Regions from separate parts of the Homo sapiens genome. Here region 1 is linked to region 2. The links are chromatin loops, found by intact Hi-C in ENCODE. Cell type or tissue: GM12878. All regions are shown on one strand.

Evidence for each region. A loop is a pair of places that touch in the nucleus more often than their neighbours do. Peaks named below come from ENCODE experiments on the same cell type or tissue, not always from the same donor. Only the 100,000 strongest peaks of a DNase experiment are listed, where the experiment ranks them.
Region 1: a loop joins it to region 2, with 3 times the contacts of the local background. A loop is called at or near these places in 10 of 110 quality-filtered maps.

What each region holds. Positions count from the first base shown.
Region 1 is chr3:72,435,511-72,443,510 of GRCh38, forward strand. All of the region lies in intron 1 of RYBP (RING1 and YY1 binding protein), which reads right to left. Among named protein-coding and RNA genes, the nearest start is that of RYBP, 7.1 kb to the right of the region's middle. RefSeq lists an enhancer at 4,848-4,947. In GM12878, no CTCF peak of the experiment used is centred here; DNase peaks (open chromatin) are centred at 4,234 and 5,183; H3K4me3 peaks cover 762 bases.
Region 2 is chr3:72,171,971-72,179,970 of GRCh38, forward strand. It overlaps LINC00870 (long intergenic non-protein coding RNA 870), which reads left to right. Exons shown (of 3, transcript NR_038221.1): 3 at 1-2,369. Among named protein-coding and RNA genes, the nearest start is that of LINC00870, 25 kb to the left of the region's middle. RefSeq lists enhancers at 4,379-4,488, 5,079-5,208, 5,160-5,760, 5,529-5,588, 5,599-5,648 and a silencer at 5,749-5,888. In GM12878, no CTCF peak of the experiment used is centred here; DNase peaks (open chromatin) are centred at 4,691 and 5,797; H3K4me3 peaks cover 1,285 bases; H3K27ac peaks cover 2,007 bases.

The DNA.
Region 1 (8,000 bases), 260 kb after region 2:
TATTTAAGTCATTTTCAATTTTTTGTTGTAATAATGACGTAATTCGTAACAGAAATTTTTATAAGCAGGTCAAGCAAATTCCTAGAAGTTATGTTGCTGGATCACAGGGTACAAATATTTCAAAGGCATTTGATACTAACTGCCGTACTGGCAGTCAGAAAATGTAAATCAACTCCCATACTCGCAAAGAGTCTATTAGAATGCCTATCTCTCAGTCTCACTGAAGTTATTTTTTTAATCTTTAAAACTTGATTTGCCAAAAAAAAAAAAGTTATCTTACTTTGTATTCCTTTGAGTAATGGGTAGGCTATACATTTCTCATATTTACTGACTTAATTTGTAGTTATTTTATTACTTATTTGCATTCTTTGCAGGCTTTTTACTGGAATATTGGTTTACTGATTATAAGACCTGGTTCCATCTCTCCGCTGTGCAATGCAAAAAAAAAATAGGATTTTTTTTTTTCTTGAGACCAGGTCTTGCTCTGTCATCCAGGCTGGAGTATAGGAGCGCAGTCATAGATGACTGTAGCCTCGAACTCCTGAGATCAAGGGATCCTCCTGACTCAGCCTCCCAAGTAGCTGGGATTACAGGTATGCACCACCATGCCCAACTAATTTTATTTTTGTAAAGACGGGTTCTCACTTTGTTGCCCAGGCCGGTCTCAAACTCCTAACTGTGAGCAAGCAAGCCTTCTGCTTCAGGTTCCCAAAGTGCTGGAATAACAGGCATGAGCCACCACATCACAGCCAGAAATGAGATTTTTTTTTTTTTTAAACATATCTGAAATCCAATCCTAAGTGCTAATAATGCAAGATAGATGATTTTAGAATGCAAAAAGATAAGAGTTTAATTGATATGGTTCCCTAATTTATAAACACTCCTATACTTTGCACAATGTTTTCATCAATTAAGGCATCACCTCAAATGCCAAAAACATGGTTCCTATAAATGCAGACCACTTACTTCTCTTAAGTTCACTTTGAAAATGTCAACATCTAATTTTCTGAACCTCTGGGAATGGGACTCAGCAATGTGTTGAAGAAGTCTTCTTCCAAGTGATTCTGATAACATGCTAAAGTTTGAGAACCAGCACTCTAAACAAATTTAGAACAAAAATATTACATGTGGGTTCTCTTGTATACATAATTATTCTTTAATGGAAGATTTGGGCAAAGTTAATTATGCTATAGATATTAAGAATCCAATGTTTTGGTTCTTCCCAAAATGAAAATAATCCTGAAATAAATCTGGATTTTATCTTTATTTTCTACAAATAGAACTCTAAAACCATTAAGTGTTCATAAAACTTCTCCCCTAGAAGAAGAAATCAAAATGAACTCTATCAACCAACAGGCCAGAATACACGCCTTTAAAAATCAAACTTACTTTGTTTCATATAACACATAGCATAATTCCCACTACCACAGGGAACCATCGTTTTGAAAATTCAGTGAAATATCATTATTAAAGCAAAGCACCTGGAAAACCGTAGTTACTCAAATACGTGAAGTCCAATGAACAAACTGCTCAATAAATAATTCTGAATGGCAGGATGATGGGTGACATTTGTTTATTTGTTTTTCTGTTTTAATCTAGGGACTAGTCAAGTGACAGGAGTTCTGATTCCTGCAGTTCTTCCCGTTTCCCTGAGTTTAAACATCAACTTTCTCTCATTGGCTACGTGGGCCAATAAATTTTTGGCTTTTTTGACTTAAGGTAGTTTGAGCTAGATTCCTAATTATTGCAATCTTGACTATTTCTGTAGCACTTATGATACTAAACCTGTTTAGTTTTGTAAAAGAAGGGCAAGAACAGTTAAACCACATAGCTACACAAGAAATCTGATTTGTTCTTAGAAAGCAGCCACCAGGTTTGTTTTCTCCCTATGACTAACTACCATGTATTGTATGTATTATGAGACCCAATACACCGATGATACTGGCATCATATATCACCCTTAATTTCATTTCTTGTCCCTCTCAAAGGCTGTTAAAGTTTCATCCTAGGTTGTATTTGCTAATGCTCTTAAATTGTAGAGAAAAATATTTTGAATACATTTTAAGAAAGATGCTTTTTTAACATATTCCTTCCACTAGTTTCTTTTCCCAACCACAGGACAATTTAAGTAGATTTCCTAAATTGACAGAGGGAGAAAGGAGGAGAGAAAGTCATATTTAATCCTATTTAAAAACAAAATTTTTACCATTTACCTTGTGATCTCAACTATTCATGATTTCTGAGTAACACAGTAATTTATGTGCATTGCCCTTACTGAGAATTCCTTTTTGGCAGCACAGTCTGTGTCACTCATTGCATGGAACTGAAAATACAGCTAAATAAATGAGTGAAGTGAATGAGTCAAGACTTCAATCTCCAAAGTAATTAATCCAAATTACTCAACAGAAGAGTGGCATACACAATGTACAAAGTATGACTATCAAGGGTACAAGATGCAACTACCAACTTATAGGTATATTAACACGGCAGAACAGATAACATTTCCAACAATACTCAAAATGGTTTTGCCACCATTTTTAAACCGCCATAGATGCCAGTTTACAAACAGGAATGTCGTTGCTAATCACATCTTAACACATCTAACATTCCCCACAACTGGTTTGGTACCACATGACTGATCCCCTGCTTTATTATCAGACTTTCCAGTATGACTACTGGCCACTGAAATCACCGATGGGCAACAGCAAATAGAAAGAATTGTCACAGTTATTTAGGGAAGTGTGTCAATGCTCTGAAGCTCAAAACCACTCCAGAAGTACTTTAAATGCACTGCCTACAGCCTCCAAGGCTACAGTTCTGTGTGTAACTTCTAGTACTTTTTTTTTAGAGGGGGTGTGGGGCGGGGAGTAGGGAACTATAACAGAAAAACAGGAATACTAGTTTAAAGGGCCCACTTCATAAAGACAACTTTCCCCTAATCCAGTAACATTCAACACACAAGATGAAAGCCCCAAGATTTTGAAAAAACAGTTATTTATTAGAACTCTTAACTGGAACTCCTTCTCCCAGGCTTCATTTATTCTGTATACATTTACTCAACCCCTACCAAATGCCAGGCACTGTAACAAACACAGCAAACTAAAGCCATGAAACAAAAAGGTCTTGCCCTCAAAAAAGGTGACAACCTAAAAGAGACAGATTGGAAATCAAATTAAAAATACAGTCTATGTGTTATGACAGAGGTATGAATGACTGGAGGGGAACGGAAAGGCTTCCTGAGACACAAGTCTCAGACAAACAGGAGTCAGCCTGGACAAAAGGAAGAAGCATTTCAGAAGAAGACACAAAGGAAAAGCATATGAAGGTAAGGTTAAGGAAGTGAGATATCATGGTCCACGGTTGGAAAACACCAAGCAGTTTGGCATAACACACACAAACGCTGTGTATGGAGGGCAGACGGAGCGATGATAGGCTGCTTCCAGAAATTCTAAAGAATGACACAGAAAAGGACCAAATCACAAGCCCCTTGTTGATACTCAGGATTGGATTTTATCCAAAAGGCAATGAGAATCAGGAGATCATTTTAAGCAGGAATGGGACATAATCTACTTGGGATTTTAGAAAACACTCTGATAGATGAATTCAGCTTTTCACCCTGTGGGATCTGAATTGCCTTTAAGTTGTTCAAGTAGAGATGCCAGGAAGCAGCTGGATTTGTTTGTCCTGTGTTCGTGTGCATGGGAGTGGTGATGCAGGTTAACAAATAGTATCTGGGAATCACCAGCTCCTGAGGAGATGTGGAAAGGTGTGGACATCATCACCTAAAGATAGTGAAAGGGAGGGGGGCAAACAACTATTAATAAGTAACTTGTATCAACCTATACAACAAACCTTATATCCAAGAATCATAAGGCCCAGTTTAGATCCCAGATTCAGCGAGGATTTTCCTGAGGAAGCCCCAGAGAATGACTATCTCTAACTTCTAAAAAGCACTTGTGGTCTCTATTATGTACTTGCTCATACCATGGCGTTCACATCACTGGGTACTTCACTGGCTTTCTTCTTATGGTCTTATCTGTCAACAAGTCTGCTAAGTTCCTTGAAAGCAGGAATTTTCCCATTTATTCAACCAATGCCTCAAAAGAGAAATGACTGATAAACAATACTATTGATGAGAGGCAAGAGCTGACTCCTTTTACGTCCTCTAAAAAAGCTGCACACACCGGGTTTCATTCCTTTTGCATAATGATGCCTGGAGGAAACAGCTGTTCAAGTATGTGGGTAATAAACACAGGGTGAAGACAGGTCCTCTCTCTAGAACGTGTAAGGAAGGGTCTGCATGCAGAGTTGAATGTCAAAGATATTCTCAGGATAAGACAGACTGGTAAAATAAGCAAGAACTGCACACAACAACATGGATGAATCCTGCACACCTAACCATGAGTGAAACAAGCCAGATTCAGAAGTATATGCATGTACCATGGTGCATACACTGTGGCTACTAAGCAAAGTGGTACATACAGTATGTATGCTTCTGAGTCTGGCTTGTTTCACTCACTGTGGAGTATACTGTATATAGGCAGTGGTACATACAGTATTTACTGTGTACTGTATACATAGTATACTCCACTCACATAAATTTCAAAAACAAGCACAACTGATCTCTAGTATTAAAAGACAGGAATGGGGTGGGAGAAGTGGCCCACAGGGGACAGTGCACAAGGGGCTTCCGGTAATGTTCTAGTAATGTTCTCTTTAAGAATCTAGGTGCAAGCCAGCACAGTGGCTCATGCCTATAATACCAACTCTCTGGGAGGCTGAGGCGGGAGGATCGCTTGAGCCCAGAAATAAGACACTAGCCTAGGCAACATAGGGAGACCGTGTCTCACAAAAAGAAAAAAAAAAAGCCCTTAAAAATGTGCCAGGCATGATGGCACATGTCTATGGTCCCAACTACTCAGGAGGCTGAGGTGAGAGTATCACCTGGGCCTCAAAGTAGGGGCTACAGTGAGCTGTGATTACACCACCACACTCTAGCCTGGGCAACAGAGCCAGATACCTGTCTCAAAAAAAAAAAAAAAATCAATCTGGGTGCTAGTGGCAAAGATATGCTCATTCTGCAAAACTTTATCAAATCCTTATACTTACGATTTGTGCACTTCTATGTATGCGACCGTTGAAAAAGTTTGTATCTATAGGTAAAAAGGGAAGTGGGAGTACTAGTTATGAAAAGTAACACAGAAGATGCCACAAAGAGAAAAAGCATGGGTGATGAGGCAAAAGAGAAAAGAAGTGCCAGAAAGACTGCAGAATGTGTTAGCTCAAGTCATTTAGGACACGAGAGACCTACTATTTACTCAAAGTCCTAATGAACCAAATTAGTTCTGATAACTATTTTGGTAAACTACAGCTACTTGAGAAAGTTTTTCTTAATCCTGGAATTTTCTTCAGCACCTACTGAAATACACAACAAATATATGCCACATGAATAAATAATATGTAAGTGAATCCATTCATAATCTCCCACCCTAATGACTAACAATACTAGTAAATTAGCTGGCCTAGGTTTAGTCTACAACATGGAACTAAGTTTATAAGTTTAGCAGCCTATGCACAAGGGCTCCAAATCTAAAAGCTGTCTGTCCCCCAACCAAATGAGCTAAATGGCACAGGTAAACCTACATAAGAATTATCCCCGGCTCCAAAAGGAAGTAGCATTACTTTTTCCTAAAAAATTAAATGCATTATCTCAACATTGTCTATAAAGCAGTCACTCCACCCAGTTCTCATCACTCTGTAGTTCCTTACCCTTCTCTAAATTCTTCGTAGCACTTGTCGCCAGCTGAAATTGTTATTTTTCTGTTAGTTTATTTTCTCTTCCTTTCCATAGTATTTTAAGCTCCGTAAGAACAGGGACCTGGTCTGTCTTTATACCACTGTACACCAAGAGCGCAAATGGCTGTGTGCTCAATAAAAACTTGTCAAATGACCACAACTACCCAGGTAATTTACTTTAAGGTCACCAAGTACACATAAGATCAAGTCACCACCAATAAATCAGTAAGTCCAATGAAACAGTAAACACAAAATAAATTATTACTCTGTTCCTGGGTAAAATGATCTTAAATTGTACCAGCTTTCAGCTTGGAAGGTTTGATAAAAGTTTGATTTGGAAGACAGGTAATTTTTATATATTTTTATGGAGAATTTTTATGAAAGACAAACACTACAACAAAAACAATGTCATGAAAGGAGCAAAACCACTGCTGTGGATTACCAGGAAACATGAGTAAGAGGCTTGGGCTTTGCCCAGTGTAGGTACCTTATCTTATTTCTGGGAGTTTTTCTACCTAAAAAGCATCACACGATGATGCCTTTTTGAAGCTTCCAGCAAAGATCATAGCTATGTTGTGTTTTTCCATAAAACTTCTACTAAAGTACTTCATGACAATTCAAGAGATTTTTGGTTGTCAGGGTATCTAAATTTAAGGGGGGAATGGATAGTTCAAAGCTACAACTGCAAAAAACTGGTAAATTCTCAAACAAGAGAAACGTATTACACACAAAACAGCTGCTTCTTCAACACTTCCAATTCAATATCCTGAATACCAAATTTTTTCAAAGATAATTATTTCTACACAATTTTATTCTACACCTAAAGTAATTTCCTCACTCATACTTGTGTATAAAAGCTCCAAAAACAGTCAGCTTTTCAGAGGGGCAGTATTCAAATAAACATGGATGAAATAAAACATGATCTCAACACAGCGATACATTTCTGGAGCTGAAGACCAGAAAGTTCTAAACCTATGGTAATTAGCCAAAGTAAAAATTTTCCAATTTTGCAAATGAATGTGATTAAGCAGTAGCTGAAAGTAAAAATGCAGGACTACTATCAAGGGAACACTAATCAACAACTATATTCAGCAATGTCTTGGTAATTTTTATTTTACAATTAAGGTAACATTGAATGCAGAGAAATAACAAGACAAGAAAAGTAAAATTAAATCACCAAGTCTAGGAAGCTACTCTGCCCAATCTTGAGAAATGCAACTTAACAAAACAACAGTTAGGGGCTGGGCAAATCCCAGCACTTTGGGAGGCCAATGGAGGAGGATCCCTTGAGGCCAGGAATTCAAGACCAACCTGAGCAACATAGCAAGACCTTGTCTCTTCATTTAAAAAAAAAAAAAAAAAACCACCACCACAACAAAAAAAACATCAGCTGGAAGTGTAGGAAGGTGGAAAATACAAAGAAAAAAAAAACACACACAGTTGGGTACATTCATGCATTTGTAGTTTTTTTCTTCTACTTTTAAAAGCCGGTATCCTCTTTCTTGAGACTGGCAAAGCAGGATGGGAAATACTACTTTACCACTTAAGAAAGGGATAGTGTTTCTCCCCCAGCCACTTGCCACCTTACACACACATTCTAACATGCACTTTTATTTTCTACCTTGAAAGGCTCAGGGTACATCAGCATGGTAGGGAAGCAACCTGTTGCCCATGACTTCTCCATTCTGTTCTGTTAGACTTACAGAACGGATATAACGAAACCATTTGACATGATGGAAATGTTCTAAAACTGGGTTGCCGTGATGGCTGCACAACTCTTTAAAATGACTAGAAATCACTGATTTGCAGACTTACAATGGGTGTTATAAGTAAATTATCACTCACTCCTGCAAGGCAGAAAGATCACTTGAGGTTAGGAGTTCAAGACCAGCCTGGTCAACAGGGCGAAACCTTGTCTCTACAAAAATTACAAAACTTTGCCGGATGTGATGGTGCACACCCGTAGTCCCAGCTACTCAGGAGGTTCAGGTGGAAGAATCGCTTGAGCCACGGAGGTTGAGGCTGTAGTGAGCCATGAGCATGCCACTGCACTCCAGCCTGGGTGACAGAGAAAGACCCTGTCTCCAAACAAAAGGATATATATATAACCAGAAAAGGCACAAAGAGTGGACAGTCTAGTTAGAAAAACAAGTTTATCAAAAAACCAAAGACACCCAACACATACTGATAATACATCTAAAATA
Region 2 (8,000 bases):
CCTGATCCCTGATTAATTGAGAATCAGCCAGCTTGGGAAGGGGATGGCTGCGCAAGCCCACAGAACGCAGACTCCCAGAGGAGGCAGGGGTAGGAAAGCTCTTGGCCGTGGCCTGATTGTCTGGGAGACGGGAGTCAAGATGGCTTGGTTTCAACAAACTGGCTTTGATTACTTGGCGTTTGGCTCTGTGCTCTCTGGCCAGGTCAGCCTGACCCACGGTTGTCACCCCAGAGGACTGTGAAATAACAAGTGCAGTTAACTGGCCACTGCTGATCTGCGCCTAGAAGACAACGTCTCAGTTGTTAAGGCTTTTGTTGGCCTGCTCAGGAAGCGATTCTTTTTGCCTGCAAATTATTGTAGGTTCCTGAGGGAACCGTGCCAGTCCTTGCCCTTTAGCTGCTCTGCTCTGTGCTGGGCTTGTGGGGTGAGAGAGGAGACAGAATAGGGAGAAGGAGGAGAGGGGAGGCTGTACCTTGTAGGTGGATATTTTAAGGCTCTAATGTTAGCTGTGGTTGGAATTGACCAAGGGAGGCACTAGCAAGAGGTTGGAGGGCCGGAAGAGGAAAGAAACCAGAGTTTCTCTCCAACTCCTCTCTCTCTTTCTCTGCCTCAGATGGTCAAAATTTTAAGGAGACAGAATCCAACAGGGCTGGGATTAGGATGAAGTGAGTGAGGCTGAGCTGTGCAAATACGAGGTCAGATCCTGACCTTGTTCATCATGGAATTTTTGCATTAATGTTGATATTTTTTAAATATTGTGTTGAAATATTTATCTTGATTACTGAGCTTTTTGACATTTCCTTAGACTTTATCCCAAAGCAAGAGCCTTGCTTGTTTCACCCTGGTCCTGGCCTTGCCTTCCAGTGTGTCGGACACATTTACGCACAGAGAAAAATAGGCAATCCAAATGGTCCAACTCTATTGGATATTCTCTATGCTGCTTTCATTCACTCAATAATGTGTAGCTGAGCACTTTTCTGTGTCAATGAATATAGTTCCACATTATCCTGGGCTTGAAGGATGTGTTATCAAATATTTTACTAACCCCCCACTGATGCATCTAGCAGGATCTGTCCATGCCCTGCCCATATCTCTAACATTTCTATGTGCTCCAGCCAAACTCCACTGCCAGCTCTGCATTTCTGAGTGGAAAGTCTCGTTTCAGATCTGCAGAATGCCATGCTGCCTATCATTTCAGCAGGGGAAACTGCCATAGAATTAACATCTGCCAGGAATAGCTCTTGACCAATGACTAAGGGGGGACTGGTGTGTAAATACCCCAGCTCCCTTGCCCATTGGGTGGGACAACTCAGGTGTGTGCTGTACACTATATCCCAGAGCTCTCTCCATGGGTACAAGCTCCAGTTGCCCACAGTAGTGCTTGGCTTAATTACCTGCCTTGATTGGCTGCCTGTCCTTCTCCATATCACTTTTCCTTTCCCTCCTGGGGCTGTCTACAACCCCAACCCAGTAACAACTGCACTTGAATCTTTGTCTCAGGATCTGCTTCCGTTAAGATGGACATTCCGATTATTTTGAATTTTTCAGTGTTAACATGTTCACCACCCATATGGATTTTGGCATATTAATAGCTGCCACCCCCTCCTTTGGGGATGTGGTCCATACAAAGCAAGGGTAACAGAAGAAGGTAAAGTAGAGAAAAGAGACAGAAACTCTGAAATGCTACCATGCATCTCAGAGTTATGTCCTATAAAATGAGCCTTTTCAGTATGTGCTGTGGCATCAAAAGTGTTGAGAAGCATTGTTCTCACTGGTCAGGCTGTGCCTTCACCTCTGTAGCTCCAATGAGTGACACATAGTAGATAATGGATAAATATGTGTTGCATGAATAAAGGGAGGAGTAATTGGTTCATGCTCTGAGCCTCTGCCAAGCTGAGTATATGAGACCTTTTGATTTACCTGAGCAATTGAGCATCTGTGCCTCAGGACTCTCTAGTTCTACCATCAAGACAGAGAATGGTGTGATACTCAGGTTAACAAGGTGAGTCCAGGAGTGTTGCCCTGGAGGCATAAAACAGGGGCCCAGCCTTTGGAGATAAAGCATGCTCTGGTCCTAAATGGCAGCAGGAGAAGAATCTTCCCAAAGTGAGAGTCAGGCCACAATACCTCCCCTGGGAGGACGTCTGTGCCTGTGTATGTTGGAGAGAGAAGGAGCTTTTTCATCCCAAGTGAGTAGAGAGGTTACATCCTCTGACTGCTTCCCCCTCTCTCTGTCTTTCTCTCTCTCCTGCTGTGAAGGCCAAGTATGACTTCACAGAATCCCTAAGCTCCATAAATCAGTTCTAGATCCATCCCTTGCAGCTGTAATGAAAGCAGGATTTTAATAAAAACTGGATACTTCTACTGTTTCAATTGCTATCAGTTGACTCTAGAAGCATTTTTCTAAGATGAGGAAGGAAATCTAGTTATTCCAAGAGCCGACAAGGGAAGGCTGTAACTTTTCCGGAAATGTCCTCATAGAAGCCCTGGCTTTTGAGTACATAACACTCTCTCCCCCACCACCACCCAGCTGCCAACCCAGATCAAGGTTGACTTTGTTCACATAGTCTTTGTAAATGGCTTGTCCCAGACAGTGACCCATCTGATCATGTCTGAGCTACCCCACCTCTTTTCCCCTGTCTCCTCCCCACACTGAAGATTCCTGCTCTGTCCTGTAATTCCCTTGGAGAACAGATGCTCCCATTCCAGAACCACCGATACTGCTGGGAGTTTGTATTTCAAGGGACAGCAGCCCCTTTGGGAGGAGCCGAAATGGTGGTCAGCCTTCCACTGTCACTTTGAAAGGTATAACATTTTATTCCCTGAGTTTGTATGCCTCCATTTTGACTCATCTTCTCTTCATTTCTGTCAGCATATTTATCTGTACTTCTGTCCACAGTTAAATCTTTGCCCATAAGGAGTTCACCTTGGAAATGACAGCGTGACCTGACTTCACACTAAACATCCTAGACCATGCACACAGACGGTCCTTTTACCTGGGACTGATAAGGAAAGCCAAGCTTAGGATTTGTGTCATATGAAGGCTTATTCTCAGCAGCCTGGCTCCTTGATCTCGCCCAAAGGCAACTTTTTAGCTTCCCATAAATCATTCATTTATCTGCATTACATCATCTTTGCAGGACAACTGCATAGAAGTAACCTCCCAACCCAGCTGACCAATCTGCGCAGGTAGCAAGCGCTCCCTGCATAACTTCTTAGTGGCCTCCCTTCAGGATTGGTTCCCTACCCACTTGTATTAGTCAGCTATTACCAAAATAATGCTATGTAACAATCATCCTCAACATTTGGTGGCTTAAAATAACTATCGATTCTCTCCACTGACTGTACGGTTCAGCTAGCTCCAGGCTGAGGATCGACCTCAATCTGCTTCACTTGCTAACCAGAGTATACTCTTTTCATGGCGAATAGTGGGGATGCCAGAGACCAAGTTGAATTGCACACTTCAAGCCTCTGCTTATGTTGTAGTTGCTTCTGTTCATTGACTCAAGCAAGTCACAAGGACAAGCCTCAAGTTGGTGGGGCAGAGGAAGTATCCTCTTCCCTAAATGGGCAGGGAGAAGAGTGAACGTTTGCTGAACAATAAGATTATCAATCACACTACCCCTCTAGCCTCATCTTGAGCCCTCTACCCCTTAATTCCTGTTTAGCCAGTCAAAATGTACTGGGCAGTCTCTAGCCTCAGGACCTTTGCATATGCTGTTCTCTCTGCCTGGAAGTCTCTTTCTCTTCCTAGTCCTCAATTACTCCTTCTGATTCTTCAGATTTATGTCTCCTTACTTCCGCAGAGAATTCTGCCCTAATCCCAAGACCAGGTTGAGCCTACACTCTGTACCAGGCACTGCCCTTAGTCACTGCCCAGCTTCCAGGAAGCCGCTCCATTCATAGCACTCTGAGAAAGCTTCCCATTTTCATGCTTTTGCTCCCTCTATCTGTGATCTCCTGTCTTGTTGTTGTTGTTGTTGTTGTTGCTGTTGCTGTTGAGACAGTATCTTGTTCTGTTGCCCAGGCTGGAGTGCAGTGGCACAGTCATGGCTTACCATAGCCTCAACTTCCTGGGCTTATGATCCTCCCACCTCAGCCTCCTGGGTATCTGTGACTACAGGTGCATATCATCATTCCTGGCTCATTTTTGCATTTTTTATAGAGACGGTGTCTCACCACATTGTCCAGGCTGCTCTTGAATTTCTGGGCTCAAGCAATTCACCCACCTCAGCCTCCCAAAGTGCTGGGATTACAGGCATGAGCCACCGCGCCCGGCCCATCTGTCTTACCTTTATCCATTTGGCTCCTTTGTATAATTCATAGCTCAGCCTAAACATGACTTTCCCTGAGCACCTAAAGTAACACATTACACTCTGCATAACACTTAAACAATTGACTTTTTTTGTCTTAGTCATTGGATAGTTCCACCAGCAGGTATACCCCAGTAAAGAAAGTTCTTGTCTAATTTGCCCAACCCTGTATCACCAGAGCCTGGCACACTGCTTGGCCCATGGTAGGAACTCAAATCTTTTAAAAGCGAATTGCAAATTTGGTAGTAGTGCTTCAGCAGCCCTTGTGTCTGTGAGGCTGACCTCTGCAATGTCTGGGGTCAGATCCGTCCGTTTGCGGTCACACCTCTTTTCGTAAGACAGGCCCAAGTGGTTAGTTACCTGGCTCACCATGAATATGTGTTAAGCCTCTGAAAGGCGCTCTCAAGGTTGAGTTCCCACTGGCGCAGATGTCTGTGCAAGTGGTTAGGTGACCCAGTAAGAGAGGGGAAGTGAGACAAGGAAGGGAGAAAAAGCCCTACAGGGTGTGTCTGTGGGGAACTGGGGTCCGCAGCATGGGGAGTAAAACACACCTTAGCTATCCCCATGGAGGGGCACTGGACCTGGGGTGTGTGTCCACCAGGCATGGCTGAGGGCAGCTGGGGACTGGAGGGGTAACACCCTGGAACTTCTGGCCTGGCTTGTACCAGGGGCTGGGCTGGCTGGGGCAGCCAGAGAGGACCCTCAGGCAAAGCCAGCAGTTGTTGGAAACCGTTAGGGTGGGATCAGCCTGCCCAGGAGTGAGGGGCAGCTGCCACAGGCAGAGCCTGTTGGGATCTGTGACAGAGACCGGTGGAATGAATGAGCTGACATCAGGGAGAGGACAGTGGGGTGAGGAGCAGGGCGGTCAGGCGTGGGGAGAGACAGGGGCCATGCCGAGGCCAGCTTTTACAGCCGCGCCTGGAGCAGCTCAGGGGTCTTAGGAGGGAGAGGTCCTTCCGACTGACGATGACTCATCCCAGGGGTGGGCCTAGGAGGATCCCGAGCCCAGAGTCCAGGCTCAAAGCCATCGGCAGTTACTTGGCAATTTATTCCCGGTTTCTCAGAGGTAACAGCCAACGCAGGAACAGTGTGTTGCTCCCTTTAAAAAGGCTTAGAACATTCCGGAAAGAGACCTAAATTTAATAGCAGGAGAGAGGGAGGAGGGGAAGTGGTTGCAGAGCCTGGAGGGAAGCCAGGAATCCTGCCTCCTCCTCCCCAGCCGCAGAGGACATGCGGACATGTGTGGGCAGGTCCCTTCTGACCCATGGCAGGTCCCTGTTGATGGTCAGGCTGGGGATCGTGCAGGCCTTTTTGTTATCCCGGGGTCTCCTTCTGAGCTATGCTAACACTGTGCAGTGCCTATAACCAAGAAGAAAAAGGAAAGAAACAGAGGAAACTCAAAGCAGCCAGCCTCTCTGACTTGTGAGCAGCTTGGGTAAAGGACCGGTGGCTGAGCCAATTTTTAATCACAGCTCACCTGCCTAGTACCGCCCGTGAGACCAGTGACCACCGAAGCCGGGCGAGGGCCCACGCCTCCCCTCGCCGTGGTTTCTGTGGTTAACTCCGCTGCACTGAACACCTCCCCTCCTCCCCTCTTCACTTCTGCGTGTGCGCCGCGTCCAGACCGACGGCCCTAAGGCTGCTTTAACCCAAGCACTGCCGGTCCGTGGAGGTCCCCATGGACACCCTCACTGCACAGGGGTTAGGACCTTGCCTCTGGGGCCAGATGGTCTGCGTTCAGAACCTGGCTGTGCCAACCACTGGGTCCCAGTTTCTCCGAGCCCCGCTCAGTGAGAGTGTCTTCCCATAACGGGGGTGAGCCTCACGTCACCCCGTTCATCTGGGGCCCAGGGAAAGCACGGTGGTCTGTTTCAGCACTGGAGGAAACAATGTCTGTGTTGACCTCATGGAGAGATGGCTGTCCTCTCCAGGGAGGTCCCTTCCCAGAGAATTTTGAAAGGCAGTTTGACTGTTAGCAATTTTTGGTTTAGACACAACTTTAGAATCTTTTCTCCTGTGTTTCAAGTGACTTCCATCGGTGTGGTTTCTCCAGGGGTGATCCCAGGGACACCAGCTTGAGAATCACCTGGGGAAGGGGTAGGGTGGGGGGAGGAGGGGGCTTATCAAATGCAGTTCCTTGGGACCAGCCCGTTCTTTGCTTCTCTCAGAACCCCTGTGAGTAGATGGATAATCAACCTCCTTTTACCATAGATGAAACTGAGGCTCGGAGAAGTTAGGGGACATGCCCGAGATGATTTAATTAAATAATGACAGGCATATCTTCAACTGCTGCAGCCCCTGCCCTGGTCACAGGCTCCCTGTGGACCCCACCTGCTAAACATAAACAAACCCATAGTGCAGCAGCCACAACTCAAGCTGGGAGGCCTTTGTGGAGGTTGATTTTTATCTCCCCGCAGTCAGGCACAAGTGAGAATTTCATAAATAGTTCTAACAAAGCTGCCTTTCACAGCCAGCTCTTTGCACTGTAAAAAATAATAATAATAAAATAAAAACCTGATTTCAGAAACCATGTCCCCAGGCTTCATTGTTTCTTTCTGTTTTTCAACTCTTTGACATTTTACTCACAGGGGAACTTTCTCAAACACTTCATGCATCCATTCAACAAAATTTATTGAGCACCTTCTATGTGTCAGGGGCCATACAAGGTGATAGAATCAACTGCTGTGAGTAAGATGAAGGTCTTGCCTTTATGAAGCTTCTACTCAAGAAAACAAAAAGGGAAAGTGTCAGGGGAAATGAGAGCTAATAAGTAACATTAGGCAGGTGATAGGGTTTAGGACATGTTACCCCAAAATAGAGCATCTTGGCATCTGAGAAAACCAGCAGAAGCGGGAAGGTCTCTTTGACCCCAACCCTTCTCCCCTGAAGCACACCATCAAACATCATAGAATCCTCTGACCTTCTGCTGAAGTCGGTCATAAGAGCCTCATGTGGAATACAGTGGAATACTACTCATGTGGGCAGTGCCTACGTCATAAGCAGAGGAAAGGAGAGTATATGAAGCAGGAACTCAGCAAAGAATCTGAACAAACAGGCCCCCAGGTTATTATCAGTAGATCACACCCCCTTTGTCCAATCGCACTGCTCCAGGACTATCCACCTCTTCATGAAACTTAGCGTAAAAATACACAGGTTTCCCCGTTGTTGTTTTTTGCGGTCTTTCACTTCTAAAGGGACCCATGTCATATAAAACTATATTAAATAAATTTCTATGCTTTTCTCTTGTGAAAAGAAATCTTTCCTCCCCTGCACAAGGTAAGTAAGATAGAGTGTGAAGGTGGAGAGGTGTCATTTATTTTAACTCTAAAAGATAGGGACTTTTACAAAACATAACCTCAATGCCATTATCACACTTAAAAAATAACCAGGACTCCTTAATATGCAATCATGTCCCATCAGTGTTCACACCTCCCCATTGTCACGAATATTTTTGCATGCTATGAACCTTACTTAAATTCAGGTTCTAACAAATCTCTTTCAGTCTTTAGGTTCTTACCCATTTCCTTTCTTCGTTTTTGTTTCTTGCAGGTTTTTGTTGAAATGGCCAGGTCATTTGTCCCCTAGAATATCCTGTGGTATGGATTTTGCAGATTGCATGCCCATGCCATCATTTCTTCTGTTAGGAGGTGCCATTGTATGCAGAATGTGACATCTGAACAGAGGCTG